6 separate regions of the Homo sapiens genome follow, and all the other regions are linked to region 5. The links are chromatin contacts, found by Hi-C or POLR2A ChIA-PET in ENCODE. All regions are on one chromosome and are shown on one strand. Each heading gives the region's core, a stretch centred on a gene start or an enhancer-like site at or near the end of the contact. The rest is flanking DNA. Distances are from core to core; before and after follow the strand shown. Region 1 holds the start of RIMKLB (ribosomal modification protein rimK like family member B). Region 2 has its middle 19 kb from the start of CDKN1B. Region 3 holds the start of GSG1 (germ cell associated 1). Region 4 holds the start of FOXJ2 (forkhead box J2). Region 5 holds the start of YBX3 (Y-box binding protein 3). Region 6 holds the start of EMP1 (epithelial membrane protein 1).

The links. A loop is a pair of places that touch in the nucleus more often than their neighbours do. ChIA-PET counts read pairs that join two places held with the same protein, here RNA polymerase II (POLR2A). Pooled maps may share reads with other maps.
Region 1: a loop to region 5 is called in a map of ovary, with 16 times the contacts of the local background. The contact joins the promoter of RIMKLB here to the promoter of YBX3 in region 5. A Hi-C loop is called at or near these places in 2 of 168 maps with a recorded cell type or tissue (ascending aorta and ovary) and 8 of 50 pooled maps.
Region 2: a map with no recorded cell type shows a loop between it and region 5 (5-fold over the local background). The contact joins the enhancer-like site here to the promoter of YBX3 in region 5. A Hi-C loop is called at or near these places in 5 of 168 maps with a recorded cell type or tissue (OCI-LY7, ascending aorta, chondrocyte and 2 more), 3 of 37 single-sample maps with no recorded cell type and 15 of 50 pooled maps. POLR2A ChIA-PET finds 5 or more read pairs at or near these places in 3 of 52 experiments (AG04450, MCF 10A and activated CD4-positive, alpha-beta T cell).
Region 3: a loop to region 5 is called in a map of ascending aorta, with 2.9 times the contacts of the local background. The contact joins the promoter of GSG1 here to the promoter of YBX3 in region 5. A Hi-C loop is called at or near these places in 2 of 168 maps with a recorded cell type or tissue (ascending aorta and naive thymus-derived CD4-positive, alpha-beta T cell) and 11 of 50 pooled maps. POLR2A ChIA-PET finds 5 or more read pairs at or near these places in 1 of 52 experiments (PC-9).
Region 4: a loop to region 5 is called in a pooled map, with 4 times the contacts of the local background. The contact joins the promoter of FOXJ2 here to the promoter of YBX3 in region 5. A Hi-C loop is called at or near these places in 9 of 50 pooled maps.
Region 6: a map of naive thymus-derived CD4-positive, alpha-beta T cell shows a loop between it and region 5 (7-fold over the local background). The contact joins the promoter of EMP1 here to the promoter of YBX3 in region 5. A Hi-C loop is called at or near these places in 1 of 168 maps with a recorded cell type or tissue (naive thymus-derived CD4-positive, alpha-beta T cell) and 8 of 50 pooled maps.

What each region holds. Positions count from the first base shown.
Region 1 is chr12:8,695,419-8,699,351 of GRCh38, forward strand. RIMKLB (ribosomal modification protein rimK like family member B) reads left to right here and starts at 2,573. Exons shown (of 6, transcript NM_001297776.2): 1 at 2,573-2,879. RefSeq lists silencers at 2,378-2,477, 3,008-3,177 and an enhancer at 2,402-3,368.
Region 2 is chr12:12,734,372-12,738,325 of GRCh38, forward strand. It overlaps a transcript of APOLD1 not described here. Among named protein-coding and RNA genes, the nearest start is that of CDKN1B, 19 kb to the left of the region's middle. Within about 2 kb of position 2,545, at least 13 of the 41 ENCODE cell types and tissues checked have a DNase peak (open chromatin) inside an H3K27ac peak, as active enhancers do; they include OCI-LY7, ascending aorta and sigmoid colon, where a contact is called at or near this core.
Region 3 is chr12:13,101,800-13,105,665 of GRCh38, forward strand. GSG1 (germ cell associated 1) reads right to left here and starts at 1,868. Exons shown (of 7, transcript NM_001080555.4): 1 at 1,666-1,868. The coding sequence starts at 1,713. LOC105369666 (a long non-coding RNA gene) reads left to right here. Exons shown (of 2, transcript XR_931369.3): 2 at 188-647.
Region 4 is chr12:8,031,188-8,035,093 of GRCh38, forward strand. FOXJ2 (forkhead box J2) reads left to right here and starts at 1,529. Exons shown (of 11, transcript NM_018416.3): 1 at 1,529-2,646. RefSeq lists silencers at 1,214-1,363, 1,384-1,623.
Region 5 is chr12:10,721,430-10,725,023 of GRCh38, forward strand. YBX3 (Y-box binding protein 3) reads right to left here and starts at 1,894. Exons shown (of 10, transcript NM_003651.5): 1 at 1,421-1,894. The coding sequence starts at 1,682. LOC124902876 reads left to right here and starts at 1,623. Exons shown (of 2, transcript XM_047429946.1): 1 at 1,623-2,231. The coding sequence starts at 1,681. RefSeq lists silencers at 1,140-1,539, 1,670-1,769, 1,790-2,009.
Region 6 is chr12:13,194,713-13,198,383 of GRCh38, forward strand. EMP1 (epithelial membrane protein 1) reads left to right here and starts at 2,014. Exons shown (of 5, transcript NM_001423.3): 1 at 2,014-2,160.

The DNA of each region.
Region 1 (3,933 bases), core at 1,323-3,822, 2.0 Mb before region 5:
GGGTTTCCAATATGGAAATGGTGTAAATAATTTTTGCCCCCTTATTACTTCATATAAAAAGTATGATGTATGAATTTGATCATTACTCACATAAACATTATCTTAACAATATCATGATAATGGTAATGTGTTTAAGCCTTATCATTGGCTTTTTTTAAATACCCTCCTGAGCTTTGTTTTACTCCCTATTAGCTTAAGTCAAAAGCAACGTTGTTACATACATGAGAATATCTTAGAATGTGTATGGCACATAGAAGCAATAAATTGAATAGCAACTTTTTTTTTTTTTTTTTTTGAGACAGAGTTTTGCTCTTGTTGCCCAGGCTGGAGTGCAATGGCACCATCTCGGCCTGAAACCTCCACCTCCCAGGTTCAAGCGATTCTCCTGCCTCAGCCTCCTGAGTAGCTGGGATTACAGGCGTGCGCTATCACGCCTGGCTAATTTTGTATTTTTAGTAGAGACAAGGTTTCTCTATGCTGGTCAGGCTGGTCCAAAACTCCCGACCTCAGGTGATTCGCCTGCCTCAGCCTCCCAAAGTGCTGGGATTACAGGCGTGAGCCACCGCGCCCTGCCCTGAATAACAACTTTTAAGGGCAAGTGGCAAGTGAGTTAATAGTCATACTTCCTATCCTCAGTTTCACCAGTACAACCCACTTTTTCTGGGGATGCAGTTACCACGAATTGGATTCCTTAAGAGTGGGACTGAAGGAATAGGTTAATTAAATATTATTATTGATCCTCTGTACATTTTTTTCCCTGTGTCAATTTCACTGTGTTTATTTTGTCAGATTTTCAGTGTTAGTATCTCTGTGCTCAAGCTTCCCTTGATCACAAAATGCTTCTCTTGGTCTTGGAGTTGAATATACTTTATGTCCCAGGGGGCTGAATATCAGAGTGGAAGTAAATAGCAACAATTTAGTTCTGTAGACCTTATCCCCTTTGTTCTCAAGATAGTGTATCTATCTTATAGGGCGTTTGTTCCTCTAAATTTTGTAAACCAACTAGACGCCTATCCTAGGTTACTCTCACTGACCTAACATTATAATAGCACTAAACACTTTGAACAGCACTTGATCTGTGTCAGCTGTTAAATATTATATACTTATTAACTCATTTACTCCTTATGACAACTCCATGAAGTAGGTGACTATTTTTATCCTCACTTTTACAGCTCAGCAGATAAAGATACAGAGAGGTTAAGTTACTGCAGAGGTTCACATAGGGAGTGGAACCATAAATCCAATCCGGGCAGTCTGGATCCAGAAGTTACCACCCTGGGTTATGCTACATCTTTTAAAGGACTCTCGAGACGCTGAAGGAAATTAGTCAAAAAATTTTTTAAAAGCAGAAAATGAAATTATATTGTCAATTGACTGGGAGAGGAGCAGTGAAAAGTTGTTGGCTGAGGTCACTGAGACAGGGCTGAGACCAGCAAGAAGGCAAACTGGTGAGCACATTACCGTACCTCACACCTGGTGTCTCTGGTGACTGAAGTTATTTGGAAGTGAATCTTCCATGTAAACCTGGGAGGTCGTCTGTAGCCCTTTTTTTTTCTCCTTAAGAAAATGTAATAGCGTAGTTGAACATTCATATTCTTAGCCTCCTTTGGGCTATACTTTTATTTTTTATACATAGTTTTAGAATTTACAAAATGCTCTTAAAATATCTCATTTCATTCTCACAACGACTCCGGACTGTACTCTTTTATCTTTTCACAACAAAGGCTCAGAGGAAGCGTAGCAACTAACTTGTCCAAGGTTTACGCCGGTTTCTAGGGGGCAGAGCTGGCGCTATCCACCCCGCCTGTATCTCCAAACCCGCTTCAGCCAGGAAATTTATCATGTGGTTTTAAATTTGCCTCTCAATATACAGAGGTACTGTCTTTACTCCAGTCCCGGATAAAGACCTTCTAGGTATGAATGATCTTTGTCTCCATATCTTTGCCTACCGGAGGGAGGAACCACCGTAAGCGGAGACTCCGGGCGGCGGCCGGCGGAAGGGCTGGGCGGGAGGCGTCGGGATGCCGGCAGGACCCTGCGCCCGAGGGGGTAGGGGGCTCGTGTCGGGGTTCCAGGCGCAGATTGATGGGGCCTAAGCAGGGAATGTGAGGGCGGGGAGGGCGTACAACGGAAGGGACTAATCTCGCGGTTTCGAGTTGGGAGCAAACCTCGCCCCCCACCCCCCCCATCCGTTTCCCTTTCTCAGTGAAGACGGTTTGGGGGCGGGTGGGGAGGCGCGTCCTCGGAGCGCCCTCGCGCTCCCTTTTCGCTCCCCGCGCGCGATCCATCGCCTCTCTTCCCCCGAGGCCAGCGATGGCTCGGGTGCGGGCGAGGAGCTGGGAGGGCGGCTCTCGACGCAGGTGTCAGATCCGCTCGGCAGTGCTCGGCGCGCTGGCCCGGCCCCCAGCTCCTCCGGCCGCCGCCCCCCGCCCGCCGCGCCGCGGCGCCAGGAGGGCGGGGCCGGGGCGCGCGCCGCTCCTCAGCAAGCGGGCGGGCGGCGTTCGGTCTGAGGGAGCGGGGCGGTCTCCGCCGGCGTCGCGCGCGCTGTGTGTGAGCGGGGTCGCGCGCGCGCGCGGCAGGCGAGTGAGGGAACGAGGAGCGGCCGGGTGTGAGTGTGTGGGAGTGAGAGTGTGTGGGAGTGGGGTGAGGGAGAAGCTGACGGGACGCGAGGCTGTGAGAAACTGGGCGAGTGTGCGAGGACGCCCGGCCAGCCTGCGGGAGCCGCAGTCGGCGGAGGAGAAAGGAGGCGGCTCCCGGTATCCCGACCCCCTCCCCCTCCTCTCCTTCCCCCACTTCCAGCCGCCCGGCGGCCCGCGCTTCCTCGAAGGCCCCAGCCCGGCTCAGTCGGCCGAGAGCGAGGGAGGAGCCCCCCGACCCAGGTGAGCGGTACGACCGCTGTTGCCCTCGGGTGTAGAGCAGTGAGGCGAAGGCGCGCCCTCCCGAGTGGGCGAGTTCAGCGGAATGGATCCCCCGATTAGCGGGGGCTGGGCCGGGGAGGGGACCGGCCCGAGCGCGCCCGGGGTCCGGGGCTAGTTGAGGCCGGTGGTCGCCGCTCCGCGGAGTCGGTGGGGAGCGAGGCGGGGCCCGGCCTTCGCGCGTGTGCCGGGAGGCGCCGGCCCGTGGCGTGTGCGTGCGACCGGGCGAGCCGTGTCGAGGGGGCGGCGACTTCGGGCGTGTAAGGAGTATGGTTTCCCCGCCGGCGAGGGGGTGTGGTAACCCCGGGAACGCCGGCTGGAGTCGGACCCGCGGGCTGCTGACCTGTCCTCGGGATTGCGGCGACACTCCCCCTCCCCCCCCTTCCCACAAATTCTATGGAGCGACCGCGGGAGGAGGATCACGTGGTGCGGTCCCGCAGCTACTGTATTCGATTCCACGTTTTCCTCCTTACGTGTAAATTTTAGAGAGTGTGACAGTCATTCCATCTTTTCCTTTGACAGTCTCTGAATGAGAAGGGGATGACCAAATAATTGCTTGTCCAGTTTTGATTCTTTAAAAATTTGAGCATGATGTAAATATTACACTACTTGCCCCTCACCCCCCCCCAAAAAAAACCCAAACCAGAGTGGTAATAATTTCAATCTCCCCTTATTAATATGTCCTTATCTCTGATCACACATTTGTTATTTCACTGTTTTATCCCATTTGTATTGGCGAATAGCGATGGGGTGGTAATTCTGTTCTGTGAGGGGTTATTGCACTAACCATGCTCAATGCAACTGCTATGTAAATTCTTTCAGTATGCTGTCATTTTCCCATTAGTTATATATATTGTTACCACATCTTTGTGGAGTTAGGTTCAACTCTAAATAGGTATAGAAAGTATATGGGCAGCCTACTATGCAGATTTTTTTTTGTGGGCTTGGTATGTTCATTATATTTATGGGTGTTCTTAATTATTAACTATAACCATTTAAATTGAAATGTTTTTAAATC
Region 2 (3,954 bases), core at 1,295-3,794, 2.0 Mb after region 5:
AAGTTAGCCGACTAATCTTTGGCTGTCCCTCTCCATGTGACTGACCTGGGGCAAATCTTAGAATCTCAGAATATTGGCTATGGGAGACCACTGTATCGATTCTTTCCATTTTGCAGATGAGAATATTCTAATTCTTGATTTCCTGTAAAGTGGGGAAGTTAAACGAAGATGATTTATAGATTCCTTCTGGCTTACAGCTCTGTGATTCTTGTTTCCTAGTCAAGATCACACATTCCATCCCTGTGGATCAGGTTATTTTTCAGGGAAGCTAGAGTCCTGATTTTTGGCCACAAACCACATATTCAGAATCAAAAGAAGATGATCTTATAATAGCGTAGGCTGAACAATAAACGTTTATAATCTCACTAGAAAAAAAGCACGTGAATGTGTAACCTAATGGTTGCTTAGTAGTGCCAGATATTGCTGCATTGTCGCGTGCAGTCTCTGGGAGCCTTTACTAAGGCCAGGCTCTGTGGGCTTCAAGGTCACAAACAGGAGCGCTGGCCTCCTGGAGCTCCACAAGGCGTCACAGCTGTAATTATTCCATGGAATTTAGGTGAGTGTTGTGAAGGATGAGTGCCATGAAGGGACCTCAGAGCTTCTGCTTCATGCTGTAGCAGTTTGGATCCCAGACAAGGTGACTAACTGAGGAAGCAAGCAGGGGCTAAAATCGAAACTCTTTCCCCAAGCCAGCCTGTGTTTACTGAAAAGAAAAGGGCCTTTAAAAATCCACCAACACTCCCTTTAGCTGAGCAGCCACTTATAGTCCCAGCTACTCGGGAGTTTGAGGTGGAAGGATCCCTTGAGCCCAGGAGTTCCAGTCCACCTGAGCAACAGAACAAGACCCCATCTCTAAAACAAACAAACAAACAAAATAAAAAATGCCATTCCATCCCCCTCACCTGCAGTGCCTTCCCCTATGTTCCAGTGGCTGCCTGTAGGATGCTGTAAGAGTTTGAAACAGGGGCCCTGACCTAGAGCGAGGGTTAGAGAATCCCTCCTAAAGAAATGACTTTCAAGTTGAGACCTGGAAGCTGAGCATGAGTTAACCAGTTGAAAGGAGGAAAGGAAGGAGAGTGAGCCAAGCAGAACACAGTCCAAGGCTGCAAGTCAGAGAAGAGCTTTGAAAGAATGTGCTTGTGGCTGGGGGGCAGTGAGCCAATGGCAGAAGGAATGAGTGCTGTGGCTGGAGTGATGGGCTTTTTAAGCCACATTAGGAATTTTGGACTTTAAGTGCAATGGGAAGCCACTGGATAATTTAAAGGTGACTTGGCAGGCACAGTGGCTGATGCCTGCAATCTCAGTGCTTTGGGAGGCCAAAGTGGATTGCTTGGGAGGCCGAAGAGGATCATTCGAGGTTAGGCATCGAAGACCTGCCTGGACAATGTGAGGCCTCATTTCTACAATAAATAAATAAATAAATAAATAAGCCAGGCATGGTGGTGAGCACCTGTAGTCATACCTACTTGGGAAGCTGAAGCAGGAGGATCGCTTGGGCCCAGGAATTCACAGTTTTAGTGAGCTATAATCCACCACTGCCACTCAGGCCTGGGTGACAGAGTGAGATCTTGTCTCTAAACTAAAATAAAATAAGCTCACACCTGTAATGTCAGCACTTTGAGAAGCTGAGGCAGGTGGATCACTTGAACCCAGCCTGGGTACCATGGCAAAACCCCATCTCTACTAAAAATACAAACAACTAGGCTGGGAGCAGTGGTTCATGCCTGTAATCCCAGCATTTTGGGAGGCTGAGGCGGGTGGATCACTCAGGAGTTCAAGACTGGCCTGGCCAGCCTGGTGAAACCCCGTCTCTACTAAAAATACAAAAAATTAGGTGAGCGTGGTGGTGTGTGCCTGTAATCCCAGCTACTCGAGAGGCTGAGGCAGGAGAACTGCTTGAACCCAGGAGGAGGAGGTTGCGGTGAGCCAAGATCACGCCACTGCACTCCAGCCTGGGCAATAAGAGTGAGAGTCTGTCTCAAAAAAAACAAAACAAAACAAAAAAACTAGCTGGGCATGGTGGTGTGCACCTGTAGTCCCAGCTACTTGGGAGGCTGAGGTGGGAGAATCACCTGAGCCTGGGAGGTCAAGGCTATAGTGAGCCATGATCACGCCACTGCACTCCAGCCTGGGTGACAGACTGAGACCCTGTCTCAAAAGAATAAATAAATAAAATAAAATAAGAGAGTGACTTGAGCAGCTTCAAATAAATTTTATTGTTTCCTCACTTTATCTAATATTAATTGAAATCCTTAGTCTTATGTTGGGGTTATCCCAATAGGACGTGGGAAAGAAAGTTCAAGCTTTCGCCTTGATAGTTCTCCATGATGCTGCTTAACATAAACAATCGAGTTTTCAAAAACCAAAACTCTTGATTTCATTAAGTAAGGAGGGTGTAATGTGTAGTGCTTGGGCCGTTAGAGGGGATGTGGTCACAAGTGGTATATCTGAGGCTTTTGAAGGAGTGCATTCAAGGAAGAGCCCTGCTTGGTGTCAGCTACTGAACCAGAGATCCGAAGAAGTGGACCTCGCCAGCCTCCTGCTCCACCCCGCTACCAGTCTTAGCTGGAGCTCCCTTTTCTTTGTCATACTCAGCCAGTTGCTCATTGCTGTTTTAGAGTCTGGCCCATGTTTTGCTCTTTGGCTGTGCGATTGGCGTGAATCTTCTAAGCAAATGAATAGCTTAGAGGTGAATACTGAATCTTTTGCTTCAAGTAGCTCAGCATTTTTGTCTTTCATTTTTACTAAGTGACTAGATTCAGTATTCGAAGATGTTTTGGCCAAATGATTCATTATTTATTTGGCTTTAGAAAGAGACTTCAAAAGGATAATAGAAATAAACAACCCAGAGGTTTTTTTTTTAAATTGAAGATTAATAAAAGAGAGACCTCTGCTGGCTACAGTGGGGTAACAACCTAGAGTTGGCCACTGACTCCACAGGAAGCTATAATGGCTGTGACCCACCCCATACGCTTTTACAGTTGTCAGCAAATTGATCACTATTTGTTCACTTCTTCAGCAATCAACTCAAGTTCTTTTGGAGTTCATTGAAGTGAGGTATAATTCCCAGTCCAATCACCACTGTTTCTGTTTCAATCTTTAGGAAAAGTATTAGTCTTTTATATTTCTCGAACATAATAGCTTTACATATGAGCCCCTGCCAAACTGAGACCTGAAATAATTCCTGCATCTTACCTTCTCTGTTTCCTTTCCCCTTTTTTGCCTCCACCTCTCCTCCTCCCCTTCTCCAGTAAAACAAAATAAAACAAATCTACACTCAAGAGAGAGTACTGATAGAAAGTGAGAAGGAGGGAGCTGGGCGCTTATCTTTGGCATATCCTCAGCTGAGGATCCAAGCTGGGGGGCCCAGGGTTGGTGTTAACTACCTGAGTAGAGCTGTAGTTCCTACTGATGTCTTCCGTGGGATTTGTTCAACCGTGGGAATGTGGCTGCACGATAGTGGAGCAAGATTCAGTGAATGCTTCAGAATATGGAGGGTCGTTATCTAGGGGGAGGAAGGGGACTGAATGTTCTCTTGAGACCTTTTGTTGGCAACAACAATAATGAGTGCCTACTATGTGCCAGGCCCTGGACTAAGTACCTTAAATACCTTAATTCTGTTTCCTGCTTTTCTTCTCTCTTCACAGTCTTAAGAATGTCTTTCTATGAGAAAAACATTGAATATATGTAAAGAACTTACAACAAGGCCTGCATAAAGTAGTAGCTATGCATGTGTTCACTATTTTATTATTATGTTTTTACTCTGGAATATGCTGCCACTCCTACACATGAGGAGAGGCTCTCCCCATACTCACCAGAGCAAGCAAGTCCTTTTTTTTTTTTTTTTTTTTAAGACACATGGAGTCTTGCTCTATTGCCCAGGCTGCAGTGCAGTGGCATGATCATGGCTCACTGCAGCCTCGACCTCTTGGGCTCAGGCAGTCCTCCTGCCTC
Region 3 (3,866 bases), core at 618-3,117, 2.4 Mb after region 5:
GAAGACCCCAGGGCGGGACTTCACCACCCAGACCCCTCAGCAGATCCGAGTTCTATTTACGACCCAATGCACGACTGCACTGAGGATTTTGGCCAAGTTACTTAACCTCCCAGAGGGTTAAATTTACCCTCAGGGGTAAATGAGGGCAAAGAGTTGTCCTTCTTAGTTCTGTGAAAATCGAAAACAGGTAGAAGAAGAGTGCCTCTAAGCAGAAACGAAGGGGAAGTGCACCTGTGCTACCAGCAGACACCTTGCTAGACCCTTCAGACATCTTCCTTAATCCTCACAACCAGCCTGAAAGGGACGTGGCATCCCCATTCTACAAGTGAGGGTTCCGATTCGGAGGGTTTGACTTGCTCAAGGCCACAAAGCTAGTAAATGGTAAAGTCAACACTGGCAATCTTTGAGGACTGTTCGCCTGACTCATCACCAGGCTGCCACTCAGTAAAAGCCAAGGCACAGTCACCTTTAACAAAATGTACAGATTGCAGGCCAGATTTATGGGACCTCCTGCAGATTGAGGCAATGGATTAAGTGTACTTTATACTTCTCAGGTACATATTAGCAACCAGACGCTCCCATATTCCCTCTGTGTCTCTCCTGGAAAACCACTGATAAAGAACAATAATAAAATTTATTCTAAGCCATGACTGGCTTTTTCTGTCATGTTCACATCCACTTCTTTGTCATCTATTCACTTGGGGCTGCTTCTGAATTAGGGAAGCTGCCTGAACCCACACTCCGATGGCTCTTCAGAACCACCAGCTCAGCTCTGCAGTCCCAGAAGTGCCTCTTAAGTTATCCTGTTCTTTCCTTTGAGATCCTAACTTCCAGCTGGTCAACAACATACCACATTGCTCCCTGTGTTGGAGTGTATGTACGTGTGTGTGTGTTTGTGTATGTGCTAGTTTGCTGGCTAATTGCAAGCTTCATTTTTCTCTCCTGAGAAAGGCAAGATATCTGAGAATGAACACCATTTGTTTTTTTAAGTAATCCTTAGAGCTGAAAGTTGGGAGGCTGGTCGTTTCTGAATGTAGGTCAAATGCTAAACAAGCCGCAACTTCTCTGCAGAGTGTGAGAGTCTTCCTGGTCTGGAAGGATCCCTGAAGATTCTGCTGGATTCTCTGAGACGAGAAAGAGCTTGACTGTGTGTTGTCCTTCCCAGTTCCAGATCAGAGCTGCCTTCCAGCAGGACCTTGGGGATGCCCCACTGTTCTCTGGCATAGAGCTTGATGTCTGCTCTTTCAGCTCACTGGGGTGACACACAGCTCTATTGTTGCCACCGCTACTGGGCCTTTACCAGGCTCCAGATTTTGGCAACGGGAATAATGCAGATGAAAGGAAAAAAGGAGAGGCATAGGGAGCCCTGGGAACAGAAAGGAGAAGGAAGATGATGAGACAAGGGAAGAAGAAATGGAAGTTTTAATGAAGGAAGATGAAAAGGTAATAGGCCAAGGTATGGACATACCAGTTTTATCTATGAAAACTGGGCTGAGTGACACATTTTCATTCCATTTTGTAGAACCCTATAGTGCATTTCCAAGCTCTTTACTGTGACCATGTGAAATACATGAAATTGATGAGTTAGTGTAACCTGTGTTACAAATCCAGCAGTAAAGATATGTGTATGAGATGTTCATGAGATTTCAAAATCACTGTACCTACCTCCTGGGTGAGGCAAACATTTTGAGTCAGTTGAGAGGGATCGCTCATTCACTCTTGCAGCGGGAAGGCAGAGAAGTTTCAGTTTATCTTCTGTTCTGTCTCAATCAGTTGGGTAGAATGAGTGTTTAGCGTGAGGATGAATCAGGTCCCCTCTTGCCAGCAGAGGGGTAAGGTGGTGTGTGGTGGATTGGAGAGGATGTCCTGAGGGCCAGACACCAGCCAGGGCGGGGTTGGGTGACCCGTGGGGTTTATTCTGTGATGTCACAACGGCAGTCAGGGGTCTCCCTGTTGCTCCCTCAGCCTCCTCCCATAAGGATTGGGGGGGGTCATGCTGGGTACCTACCAGTGGCTGGATGTCTTCTGAGGTCGTCCAGATCAGTGCTTATCTTATTGTGCATAAGATTCACCTGGGGAACTTAGTCAAGTGCAGATCCTGACTTAGTCAAGTGCAGAGTCTGGGATGGCTCTCACGTGAGTCCAGCCAGACCACACTGAGTTGTGAGACTCTAGACCAGTGCTGTCAAAGCAAAATGCAATGTGGGCAGCATATGTCATTTAAAATTTTCTGGTAGCCACATTAAAAAAAGTAAATTGGACACACATACTGTGATACAGCAATCATATGTTATACAATACTATGTTTAAAATGTAGCCCTCCCCACACAATAAAGTTGGGTTTAATGAAAAATATTTTATACTACTTTCATTTTAAAATTAAAATTTAGTGAATTCAAATTACATAAAATTAGAAATTCAGTTGCTCAGTTGCACTATCCATATCATAAGGGCTCCACAGCCACACATGGCAAGTAGCTACTGTATTGGATGGCACAACTCAAGGCCATTCCCTGAAAAGGTAACAATGTACAGAAATTACCATTCTAAAGGGCTAGTATCTGGAAACCCAGCAAACATTCACTAACATCATTTTAATGAATACATAATTAGTGTTTGGGGACTGTTAATATGGAGGCATAACTCTCGGAGACTGGAAGAGGGCCTCATCCAGGATTCCAGCTAACAGTCTGGATGGGGCCCTCTGCCCTGTGAAACCTGTCACACTCAGTCCTCCTCTGAGCTTTTGCCAGGGTTCCCCTCACTGGGATCCCTTCCTTCTCCTTGCTGCCCTGCCTAAATCTTACACAACCTCAGGGCACATGATTCCAGTCTCACTACCTTGTGGCTCTAGCCCTCCTTACTCCCCATTTCCTCTTTGCTCATACAGCATGCCTGCTTTGCTTTTGGTGTGTTAGTCTGTTTCTCTCGTGAAATTCTAAGCTGCTTGAGGACAGAATCTGGTTTTTTACTTCTATCGTGCTTAATATAGTGCCAAGGGCATAGTAGCTGCTCAAGAAATATTTATTATTTTATTTAATGACCTAAACTACCTAAGGAAGTATCTAAGAGAGAACATCGGATCTCGAAGTGCCAATAACTTCCCCAATGGAACAACATGCCTTATTTTTGGCACATCTTAAATTGATCAAGATGTCCGTTATAAGTTAATTTATAAATTTAATACAAATAACCATGAGTATTTTAAAAGACCAACACAAGTTGATATTAAAGTTTATATGGGAAAAAAATACACAAGACTAGCTAGGAAAACCCTGAAAAGGAAGAGCTCTGAGGTGGTGCTAGCCCTAATTGATATAAAGCATACTACAAAGCCTCTATGATTAAAACAACATGGCACATGTATACATATGTAACAAACCCGCACGTTGTGCACATGTACGCTAGAACTTAAAGTATATTAAAAAAAACAAAAAAACCAAAAAAAAACAATGTGGTACTGGTGCATGACTAGACAAACAGGCCAATGGAAGAGAACAGAAAGTCTAGAGATAAACACAGCTATGTATAGACTTCCAGTATAGGACAAAGGTGATATCTGTAATCACTGGGGCACAGATGATTTTTTTAAGAAATGTTGTTGGGATAAACTAGATAGCCATTTAGAAAAATATAAATTATATTTATTTAAAAATCATATACAAGAATAAACTCTAGATGGACTAGAGATCTGAATTTTAAAAATGAGATTATGGCCGGATGCTTAATCCCAGCACGTCAGGAGGCCGAGGCAGGAGGATAACTTGAGCCCAGGAGTTCAAGACCAGCCTGGGCAACACAGTGAAACCTTATTGCTACGAAAAGTACAAAAATTAGCTGGGCGAGGTTGTGAGCGCTTGTAGTCC
Region 4 (3,906 bases), core at 279-2,778, 2.7 Mb before region 5:
CACTGCAACCACCGCTTTCCGGGTTCAAGCGATTCTCCTGCCTTAGCCGGCACTACAGGCGTCCGCCACCGCGCCGGGCTAATTTTTGTATTTTTAGTAGAGACAGGGGTTTCACCACGTTGGCCAGGCTGGTCTCCAATTCCTGACTTCAAGTGATCCCCCCGCCTCGGCCTCCCAAAGCTTTGGGATTACGGGCGTGAGCCACTGCGCCTGGCCTCCTATTATCTTATGTGCTATAAAGTAGAGAGTAGGCCGGGCCGTGTTTCCTGCCTGTAATCCCAGCACTTTGGAGGCATAAAAAGGGAGAATAGTTTAAACCCAGGAATTAAAGACCAGCCTCGGCAGCATACTGAGACCCTGCCTCTATTTAAAAAGAAGAAAAAGATAAAGAAAGAAAGGAAAGAAAGTAGGGTAGTTTGATAAAAGTTTAAAAAGCCTGAGTATGGGCCGGGCGCGGTGGCTCACACCTGTAATCCCAGCACTTTGGGAGGCCGAGGAAGGTGGATCACGAGGTCAGGAGTTCGAGACCAGCCTGGCCAACTTGGTGAAACCCCATCTCTACTAAAAATACAAAAATTAGCCGGGCGTGGTGGCGCGCGCCTGTAATCCCAGCTGCTCCGGAGGCTGAGGCATCCCAGCTGCTGGGGAGGCTGAGACAGAAGAATCGCTTGAACCCGGGAGGCGTAGGTTGCAGTGGGCCCAGATCGTGCCATTGCACTCCAGCCTGGGCAATAAGTGAAACAACACCTCAAAAAAAAAAAAAAAAAAAAAAAAAAAGCCAGAGTATGAAATATATGAGAATTTGCAGCAGAATAATATGACTTCAGGATGTGACAGCTGTAAAGGGTAAGCAGGCCAAGTATCAAGGTCCCTTCTTCGCTGAGCAAGATTGCGGAGAACAAGGGCCATGCACAAGTTTAGGAAGCTGAAACAAGGAACAGGACCCAGATCTTCTGATGTTTATTTCACCGTTACACGCTCATTTATCATGTATCCACTCATTCAAGGAGCATTTACTGAATTCCAGGATGATATAAGGGTAACATATAAACTTCACCCCAATCTTCACCTCAATGCTCATGATCCTTTATAAATTATCTCGAGGGAAAGAGAAGCCCATCAAAGACAGTCCTGAGAAAGCTGGGGCTGTTCATCTGTATACGGAGTTTAACAGAATGAAACGCCGGAGTTGGGGTGTCAGCTGGAATTGACGGTATACGGTGCGCACTAGGGACTCTCCCGACGGGGAGCAGTGAGTTGTCATCCCGGGTAGACGGCGAACTCCCGGAGCCACGCGGCCGCAGGTGGGCGAGGGCGGCGAGATCCCTCGCCGGCGTGAGAGCGGCCGTGGCTCTCCAGGCGGAGCGCACACCGGGTAGCGAGGCTCGCGGCTCGGCGCTGCCCGCGGCTCGGCGTCTCCCGGCTCCTCCTTAACCCGCGCCGGGAGGCGGTGGCGGCAGCGGCCGGCGGGCGGGGGAGGGGGAGGGGCGCGGAGCGCGGCGCGGAGGCCGGGGAGGAGCCGGGGCCTGCAGCGGAGCCGAGCCGAGCCCGAGCCCGCGCCGAGCCCTGACACTGTCTGCCCGCCTTCTGGCTCCCCGGGAGCCCAGACTGGTCGGAGCCCGAGCGGTGGCAGCGCGGGGAGCCCCACGCGCCGAAGGGAGCGGACCCGACAGGACGGCCCTAGAGGAGGTGCTGCCGCCACAGTAGCAGGGACCGGAGTCTCGAGCCGCGGCCTCCCGGACCGTGCTGCCCAGGCCAGCTCAGGGACAGCCGGGAGTACGAAAGCCCCACCCTCTGGGGCACCCCGGGAGCGGAGGCGGGAGCGGGGACGCGAGCAACCTCTCCCCCTGTTGGAGAGAAAAGACCCTTACCACTCGGGTGAGGGAAAGAAGAGACCCCTGGAGGGGACGCCTCTCTCCTGCCTAGAGGCGAGGAAGACCCCTGTACTGGCCGGGGAGGAGACCCCCAGAAGTGGAAAGAAGGGAGCTTTCCGTAGGGAAGCAGAGTGAGACCACCCTAGCGCGCCCCCGCCCCTCCAAACACACACTCTCAACAGTTCAGGACTTTGGAGGCAAAGAGAGACGGGGCTGTGCCTGTGGAGTAGGCACCCTCGGCCCACCACTATTCACAGGAGACAGGAGTCCTTACGTTCAGAAGCCACTCCAGGGAAAGAAGAGGAATCGGCTTTCAGCCTTCTGGAGAGGGGAAGACCTCCCCCTCAACTTCCTCGTGCCTAGACAGTGGAACGGGGTGGAGCCCCTCCGCTCCTATCTCCAGCAGACAGAAAGAGCCCTCCACCTCAGAAAGATCCAGTTTGGGGGGGAGGGGAACTCCCCCAAGGGGGAGGAGACAACTCCTGGTTGGGAGAGGCTCCTCCCCTCCTCCCCCGGGTAACAAGCAGGGTGTGGGGGGTGTGCCACCTTCCCCAAGTAGGACCTCCTTCTCCTCCCCCTCCCCCTCCTCCAACCTTGACTCCTCATCCTCAGGGGACCCAGTTCCCCTCACCAACTTGGGAGGCTCAGCCTCGTCCAGGAAGAGCCACTGAGGATGAGAGCCGTCACCTGCCTCTGAAGAGGGGAATCCCTCCAACCCCAAACTCCAGTACCAGGTGGTTCCCTCCCTTTGCCGGAGGAACCTTGGAGACAGGTTAGTGCTTTCTTTCATCTTCTCTCTGTCATTGTCTGGCACTAGTGGGTGTAGGGGGTTGAGCTGGTGGATCGTGGGTTTCACTGCCGGGGAAGACAGAGTGATGACTCAGAAAATCCAATGGGAAATGTGATCCAAGGGAGCTCCTGGATTTGAACCCACATCTTGCTGCAGAAGCTCTGAGAAATGGGTTTCTTAGTGTTTGGGGACTAAAGGGATGGGATTCATTTTAGGTCCCTTAGGGAAGTGGATGTTTTCATGCTGAGGAAAAGGGTTATCGGAAAACAGCTGCATTTTGAGAACATGCATACTGTGTAGCAGTGATTTACACAACCCAACCAGTGGTAAGATTCCCATACCACCCTTCACCCTTGGGCCTTTTCCCCTGGAGAGTGGGCTGTCATGAAAATCACGGTGGCATCTGGGGTCCTGGCCTTGCCCAGGGCATGCCGAGGTCAGCTTAGTGTTCACCAGAGGTGTTCCCTCCAGCTTACTGCAATTATAGCTCCCTTGACAAGAAAAGCAATCTGTTCCTGCTCATCCTATCTCAGATACCAAGAGGCCTCCTCTCCTGACATTTCCATTCCTAGCTGGATGTATGCCTCTGCCCATAAAATCCAAAGGGAAAATGGGAATCCCACATGTTCTGAGGCGAGAAGAAAGTGTGCAGGGGAATGCCAACTCCCGGGTTAAAGTGCTTCCTTGATGCTGGCCCTGAACCACTGCCCCAGTCCCCTTCTCGACTCCTGTTTTTTGCTCACAATTCTTCAGGAAAAATTAGATCCTGGATACGAAGGGAGGAGGGCTGCTGCTCCGCTTCTGTCCAGACTTCCAGTTAAACAAGTTGACCACTGGAGAGATTTCACTTCTGAGGAGTATATAAAGTTTCCTTCCAGAAAAGTACCTAATAGTCTCATCCTCTCCCTTCCTGTTTCTTGTTCAGTTCTGAGTCCCTCGAACCTTGTGTTAAAGTTTTCCTTCATAAGCTAGGGAATTATCAAAGTCCAGAATCTTCAGAAAAGGCAGGAAAAGGGTACCAGGAAATCCTCCCCTGAAGCCTAGGCTGTTTTTAGGAGAGGTCACTAGCTGGTTGTCTGCTTTCCTGCCTCACCATTAGCAGATACCTTATCTTCTGTCTCACAGCAAGGACAAGTTGTGAAGGAGGCTTCATCTGACTTGGCCTTTCATATTTCCTCCTCTCTCTGGGGCATGGGTGAGGTCTACCTAAATTCCTGAGTACAGTCATTTGTCCTGGAAGCT
Region 5 (3,594 bases), core at 644-3,143:
ACACTGCTTTGGAGAACACAAGGTTTTCTCTCTCAGACATCTGGCAGAAAGTGTTCCAAGAAATATTTGCTAGAAACAACATCACAATGTACTACTGACTAGATTTAAGCAACTTTTAGTCCAGCAAAATCAGGCCTATTTTGTTTCTTAACCTACACAGGTTACAATTAGCATGTTGTTTGGTAGGGACTTAGTAAAAGCCCTAGAAAAAAAAAACAAGAAAATAGTCCTCTCAAGGTGGGGAATATTGAATACACTTCTCTCACATTGCTCCCTCAACTTTCTTCCCAAAGGGGAAGTAGGGCTCAGAGAGATGAGACAAACATGCCCCACCCCAAATAGTGAAGAGGTCTCCGAAGCATCCTACACCATCTGTTAACGTTCCTGTTTATAAGAGCGAACGATATGGACACACACCCTTTAGGGAGGTTATTCACCACCCACCTGCTTTGCAAGCGTTTAAGAACTCACACAGGGGCGTTACTTACGAAAAGAACGCTTGTTATGTGACTAAACCAACAACCATCACAGAAACCCTTTCCATCCACTGCCCCCCCAAATCTCAACATTTCATCTTCCTGTTTCCCTTCCTACGTTACAAGTGCCAAGGTAACAATGTTTTGAACTAACGTCATACCCCCACTTCCGACAAAGTTTTTTCAGCTGCTACACCACGTGCGTTCCCACAGTCCGGGAAGAGGGAAGCGTGTAGCCATTGGTGGACACTGAATGGCTGTTTGCAGCCGTGGGCACAGAGAGGGGGAGGAAGACGTGGGACTAAGACCCAAGTTTCCCGGAGACGATTGCAACATCTCTTTGCTGGCATGTGGCCAACAGGAGCATGGCGTCTTTCCCATGCCCATGTGGGAAGGGCGTCAGGGACAGACACCTGACCCTTCCTGGCAAGAAGCTTTTCTATCTTTCCCTCCCCGTCTCCTTCTAGCGCCCTCCTCTTCCCCAAAGGAAATGCTCTCCTTTCCCAGATCCCAAGCAAGGACCCCAAAGCGCCAGGCCCACGTGTCGGTCCTTCCCCTACATCCATCCCTACCCAAGGTCCCCTCTCCCAGACTGCCTCTCCTTTCTTCTCCAAACGCAGGCATTTTCCACCACGCGAATCCGCAACAGTGCCCGTCTGGGAGACAGAAGTTAAGACCTAAACTTTCTGGCCCGGAACCAGAAGGGAGATGCACACGGCCGCCAGGAGCGCAGGGCGCAGCGCGCTCACCTGGGAGCGCCGGCAAGGGAGGCGGCCAGCGCTGGGGACCCGGAGACCCCTGGGGACCCGGAGATCCCTGGGGACCCTGTGCTGTCAGCGTCTCCAGCCCGGGTGGGAGATGTAGCGCGAGCTGCCCACACGTGCTCCGCGGCCGGCTGGGCCCGCCCCACTACGGCAGCCCCTGCCCTCCCTGGCCTGACTCACCGAGAACTTTTTTCTCCGCGTCTTCGCTGCCGGCGGCGGTGGCTAAAGAGGCGGCGGCCGCGGTGCCCGTGGCTGCGGGGGCCGCGTCCCCACCGGGGTTTCCTGCGACGTGGGCGGCGGGCGCCGGGGCCGCGGCCTGGGGCGCACCGCTGCCCACCGGGCTCTTGGGCGCGGGGTCCTGGGGAGCCGCGGCGGCCGCCTCCGTCGGAGCCTGCGGGAGGGTGGTGGTGGTGGTGGTGGTGGCCTCGCCCGCCTCACTCATGCCTCCTCCTCCTCTGCTCTCGCTCAGGCGCCTCGGTGGCGGTTGGTCGGCGGTTAGCGCGGCTGGTGGTCGCGGCGGCCGGGGCTCGCTCTCGGGGAGGCCGGGGCGGATCTCGCGGCGCAGGCGGCGGCGGCCGAGGTGGGGTCGCGCGGCGGAGGCGGCTCGAGCTTCGTGCTGCGCGCTCTCTCTTGGGCTCCTCGCTCGATCTTACTGCCCCAAAAATGGCCCCGCACAAGTTTTTCTAGGCGGCGCACCGGCCCGGGAGGGAAGGGCGGGCGAGGGGAGAGGGTGGGGAAACTTGGCTCGGGAGTCGGGCCCTGGACTCTCATTAGCATTTAAAGGCGCCCGGTGCGCTTTCTATGGCTCCAATCCGCCGGGACGCGAGCGCGCGGGTCGCGTTGCAGAACCAAGGAAAGCCAGGGTGAACGGGGCGCCCGGGTTGTCTTCTGGAGCGTTCCGAGGAGCCCGCGCTGCTGACCCTTTGTTGGAGCGGGGTGCATTGGCTCTCCTCCCTCAACCCGTCTTGACACCCGCAGCTGACAAGGAGAGGTAAAATAGGGCACCCAAACTACTCTGCGCTTTACCCTCTCAAACACTTGTTTTTAAATCCTTTGCATCTAGTCAGTCATTCAACATGTATCAAGCACCAGCAGCTATTCGTAGCACAGCTGTTAAGACCTGGAATAATAAAACCTTAAGACTATTTGGCAACTTACTCCTGAAAGGTAATATACGGATAATTTCATCTGTAACACGCAGATGAGGAAATTGACCTCACAGATTTAATGTAAATTCAGAGTTTACACCAATTTAACCGCAACAAATAAGGAGCTGTCAATATATATTTAATAAGGAACACACACAAAAAAAGCTGAATAAATCCACTTCCTACCTTCTGCTCCAGTTGCCTCTGCCAGCTGGTGAAAGCTTAAGGAACTGAGCCCTCTTAGCCTCGAGGATGAGAGGTATAGAGAAACAGATCACCCAATAAACATTATTCCCAAGTTGAAGAGCCCACATGCCCTTTGAGAATGGGCTGGATGGTAGTAAACACAGGGCCAGAGGGTCTGGGATCTGTACCCAAAGACTGTCTGGAATACAGGACTATTTGGCCCCTAGGGTTCAGACAGACTAGGTATAAATTCTGGCTTTGTTTTTTATTAACCAGGTTAACTTGGGACAGAGATTCAATGTCCCAGAGTCGGTTTCCTGCTTTATGAGAGGTTCTCAAAGGTGACATGAAAAGTAGATGAGATTATCATGTGTCACTCCAGTGTCCGGTCCACCTAAAGCTCCTTTGTTTTGTTTGTTTTTTAAGTTATTGCCTGTTCCCTCAAACAATTTACCAAATTTTTTTCCAGGAATATGTCTGTAATGTCGATGTCTACCTTAACATCAGTAGGGTAACTATCAAGTGTAATTCATCTTTGTATCTCCACTGGTTAGTACAGTACGTAGCACAGAGTTTGGACATAGTGAATGTTTACAAAATGAAAACAGACCAAATTCTTCCAAACTCAATTACTTATCTGCACATTTGCTATCAATTATTATGAAACTTTCCTGAATTCTTACTTTCTTATTTCATCCACAAAAAACACAAAGAAAATAAGTTATTTGAAAAAATAGCAAATTATGTAATTTTGAGCTTTTCTATGTAATTCATCAATATTTAAAAAATTACAAACTCTTAAATGTTAGATTCATATTTTAGTTTGACTTCAGTATGGAGCATACAGTGATGTTATATAAATGTAGATGCTTTTAAAATGCTGGTCTAATTCTAAGAATGATTAAATTATTTCTTCATGTGAAAGATTATGGTCTTAATTACAATTAAATTATAAACATGATTTATTCTGGTGAGGACTGACCATTGACTTTCTTATTCAGCAAAATGATTATCATTGCT
Region 6 (3,671 bases), core at 764-3,263, 2.5 Mb after region 5:
ACTGGCAGAGGGCATCAGGGGTGAAAGGCAACCCTGAGAGTAGGAAAAGGCCAGGGAGACAGGCCGATTCCAGCAGGGGAGACTGGCCCATCTGGAGCGCCAGCACATGCCTGGGGATTTCCTGGCCTCACCTGCAGACACCCTCCCCTCCCTGAGGGTTGGGATGCTCAGAGATCACAGGGACTCTCAACCCACTGCTGGGAGTGGCCCCTCTCAGACAGGCATTTTTATTATCAAATGAGCAATGAGAGAGGGGAGAGGTGAGGAACTCTATGAGAAACATGCAGTCTTTTATCACGTCATCAGTTTTCAGTGAGAAAATCCAGACCTTCTTACTTTTACAGAGATAGAATTCAGTTCTCAGGGACTTGTGAAGATGCAGCATCATCAAATCATTGTGTGTGTGTGTGTGTGTGTGTGTTGTGTTTTCCTTATCATCCACCTTAGAAAATATTCTCCACATTCCCATGTTAAAATATTTTTTCCTAAAATCCATCCATCCACATGCCAACATCCTAAAGACAGTAATATAGGTTCATTGCAGAGGATTTGGAAAATACAGAATTGTGACCAGAACAAACTAAACTGCATCCATAATTTTATCATCGAATTTGATCAACATTTTGGTGAATAGCCACCAGTCTGTTTTCTATCTTTTTAGGGAATATAAGTTCCAAGAGGCAGGGATGTCATTCACTTCTGTGACTCAGTGCTCTGAATCAGGCCCAGTGAAGACTGACGTGCAGCCTGTATTGGCAGAATGAATGAATAAATACTACACACGCATATTTTGAATTGAAATAAGTTGTCAGGGTGCAGCAGAGAATAACAGAAATAGAATTGCTTGGATGTGCTGACCTAGATCCAAGCTGCTACTGGTAACGTACTGTATCTCCTTGAATAAGTCACTTCACCTCTCTGGGCCTGAGCTGCTTCTTCAGTAAAATAATCCTTGTAGCTAAGATTTGTTGAGCGCTCACTATGCACACTGCCATGAGCCCCTATATGTGTATTTCTCATCATAGCTCTATGAGTTACATACCTGCCATCTCCATTTTATGCATGAGAAAATAGGCATGGAGAAGTTAAGTGGTTTGCCTAAAGTCACACAGCAAATTTGTGGAGAGCTGGGCTTGAACTCAGGCATCTGGGCTTTTACTCTCTCCAGTGGAATGCCTGGGCTGTGGGATGAGATGACTTCACAGGCCTCTCCCAGCTCCAGAGTTGAGAGAGAGAGAGGAGTGGTGCAGGGAGGTAGTAGGGATGATTATGCTACTGGCCAAGTTCAAGAAAGTCAATTGTAGAACAAGGTCCAGCTGATTATTACAGAGAGCAAAGTTCTTAACTAGAGGACTTCCTCCTGGAATGTGGAGAGTCCACACGGGCACTAGCAGAGCATAATGAAAGACCAGGAATTCTCTGCTGTTCAATCAGTGCTCCATCACTCAGAGGCAGGGCTGCAAGAGCTCCTAGTGTGTCCCCTTCGCCTTCAGGGCCTCCCTGTACAGCCACCCACAGGACAGTGCACCAGGGTCAGGCAGGGAAGTAAATAAAAAAAGGAATCTGATAATTCCTGACAGTGAGCAGCAGCTGATGCTTTTAATGGGGGAGGAAGACTGGGAATCTCGCTTGATGATGACCTAGGACTTCAGTCAGCAGGACACTGGCCCCTTTCCTCCCCCTCCCAGGCTGAAACCTTGTGTTTTGCCTTATGTCCATGGTAACCAAGTCTCCTTTTTGGTGAGGAGGAATGGGCTTCAGTAAACAGATCTATTTGTGTGATCCTGTTACTCATTTGAAGCAATGTCCCTCCTTTTTTCCACTGTGGTCTGTGTGTCTGAGTCAGAGAGAGCCTACAACAGGGTTCTTTGAATTGATGGCTCACTCCCAGCCACTCTTGACTGACTGCCAGCTTAGCAGGGCGTAGCTTACCAACAAATCTTTTTTTTTTTTTTAAAGCCAGACTGATTCATAGAAACTCCTTTAAAACACGGTGAAAAGAAACCGCCCATTACACACCCCAGTACACCAGCAGAGGAAACTTATAACCTCGGGAGGCAGGTCCTTCCCCTCAGTGCGGTCACATACTTCCAGAAGAGCGGACCAGGGCTGCTGCCAGCACCTGCCACTCAGAGCGCCTCTGTCGCTGGGACCCTTCAGGTAGGACAGCTCCCAACGCTGTGGGGACTCTCAGCAAAACTTCTCCTTCCTTTCCACGGCTCTGCTTCTTCTGACCTCATCTTAGTTTTGCTTTTTCTTTTCTTCCTTCGCTATTTTTCTATGATCCTCTAAGAACCAAGTCCTTGAAACTTTTGGCTCAAAGTGGATACAGAGACAACTTTTTCTAGAAAGTTCAGAAAAGTGTATTTTGAGGACGGAGTCTGGGGAAATCAATGGGATGGGGCTAAAATCGTGCCTGGCAGTGACCGGGTTCTTGTTCTAGGATGTGGAGGGAGCAGGGACTTTGAAACAAACTGGGATAGGATCCTGTTTATGGAGGAAACACCACACACCTTGGAAATGACATCGGGAACTGGCCAGATGTTTTTCACCTCCTCCGTTTTGATTCCGATTGCTTCAGGACTTGAACTGTTACTCTGCTCGCTGGTTGTTGGTTGGGATTTTTTGGGTGGTGGTGGATAGATAACTGGTTTTCAGTTTATTTTTGACATTGCTTTTCCTGCCTGTTTGCTTCCCTATTCACTTCTGTTTAAATTTAAGTATTTTTTTTCTCCTCACAGGATGGGAAGAGGGGGATTGGTTTGTTTAAAGAAAACTGTTGGCCGGGCACGGTGGCTCATGCCTGTAATCCTAGCACTTTGGGAGGCTGAGGCGGGCGGATCACCTGAGGTCAGGAGTTCAAGACAAGCCTGGCCAACATGGTGAAACCCTGTCTCTACTAAAATACAAAAAGTAGCCAGGCATGATGGCAGGTGCCTGTAATTCTAGCTACTTGGTAGGCTGAGACGGGAGAATTGCTTGAATCCGGGAGATGGTGGTTGCAGTGAACTGAGATTGCGCCACTACACTCCAGCCTGGGCAGCTGAGTGAGACTCTGTCTCAAAAAGGAAAAAAAAGAAAAAGAAAAAAAATGAAAAAAGAAAACTGTTAGAGAGAGAAAGAGAGGGAGGCAAATGGTGTTTTAAATGAAACGTGGGAGGGGTTCACTTGGTCGAAGCAGGAGCTGATGAGGATTCCAGATGCCTTCTCTTGGCCAGATGTGGAGGGCGGGGGAGGCAAAAGGGAAGCTGGGTTTGGAGAAGAGGGTGGGGCAGGAGAACTTCATCTGTGCCTGTTAAAAATTGTTGAGTGGCTTTGTGCTTTCACCCCAGAAAGAGCTGCCTTTCAGTGCTGAGTGAAAAGATGGCATACCAGAAACGATAAAAGAACTTTTAAAAGAAAGTGGATGTGGAATTTCTTTGCATGGAAGGCAGTGATTGTTTTGAAATGCTTATCTTTTCTCTTGTTCCCGAAATGTGATTGTATAAATGCAAACACTCATGCTAATCATGAAATCTGGAGGAATGAAGAAGGGTGCTTTTTCTTTTTTTTCTTTTTTTCTTTTTTTCGGTTAGCATTTTGGGTGAGTGTCTACCGAGGTGTGGCCCATTTCAACATAGACACTGGTATATTTTTTCCCCAAGTAAACAAGATGAGAATGACAGGATTCA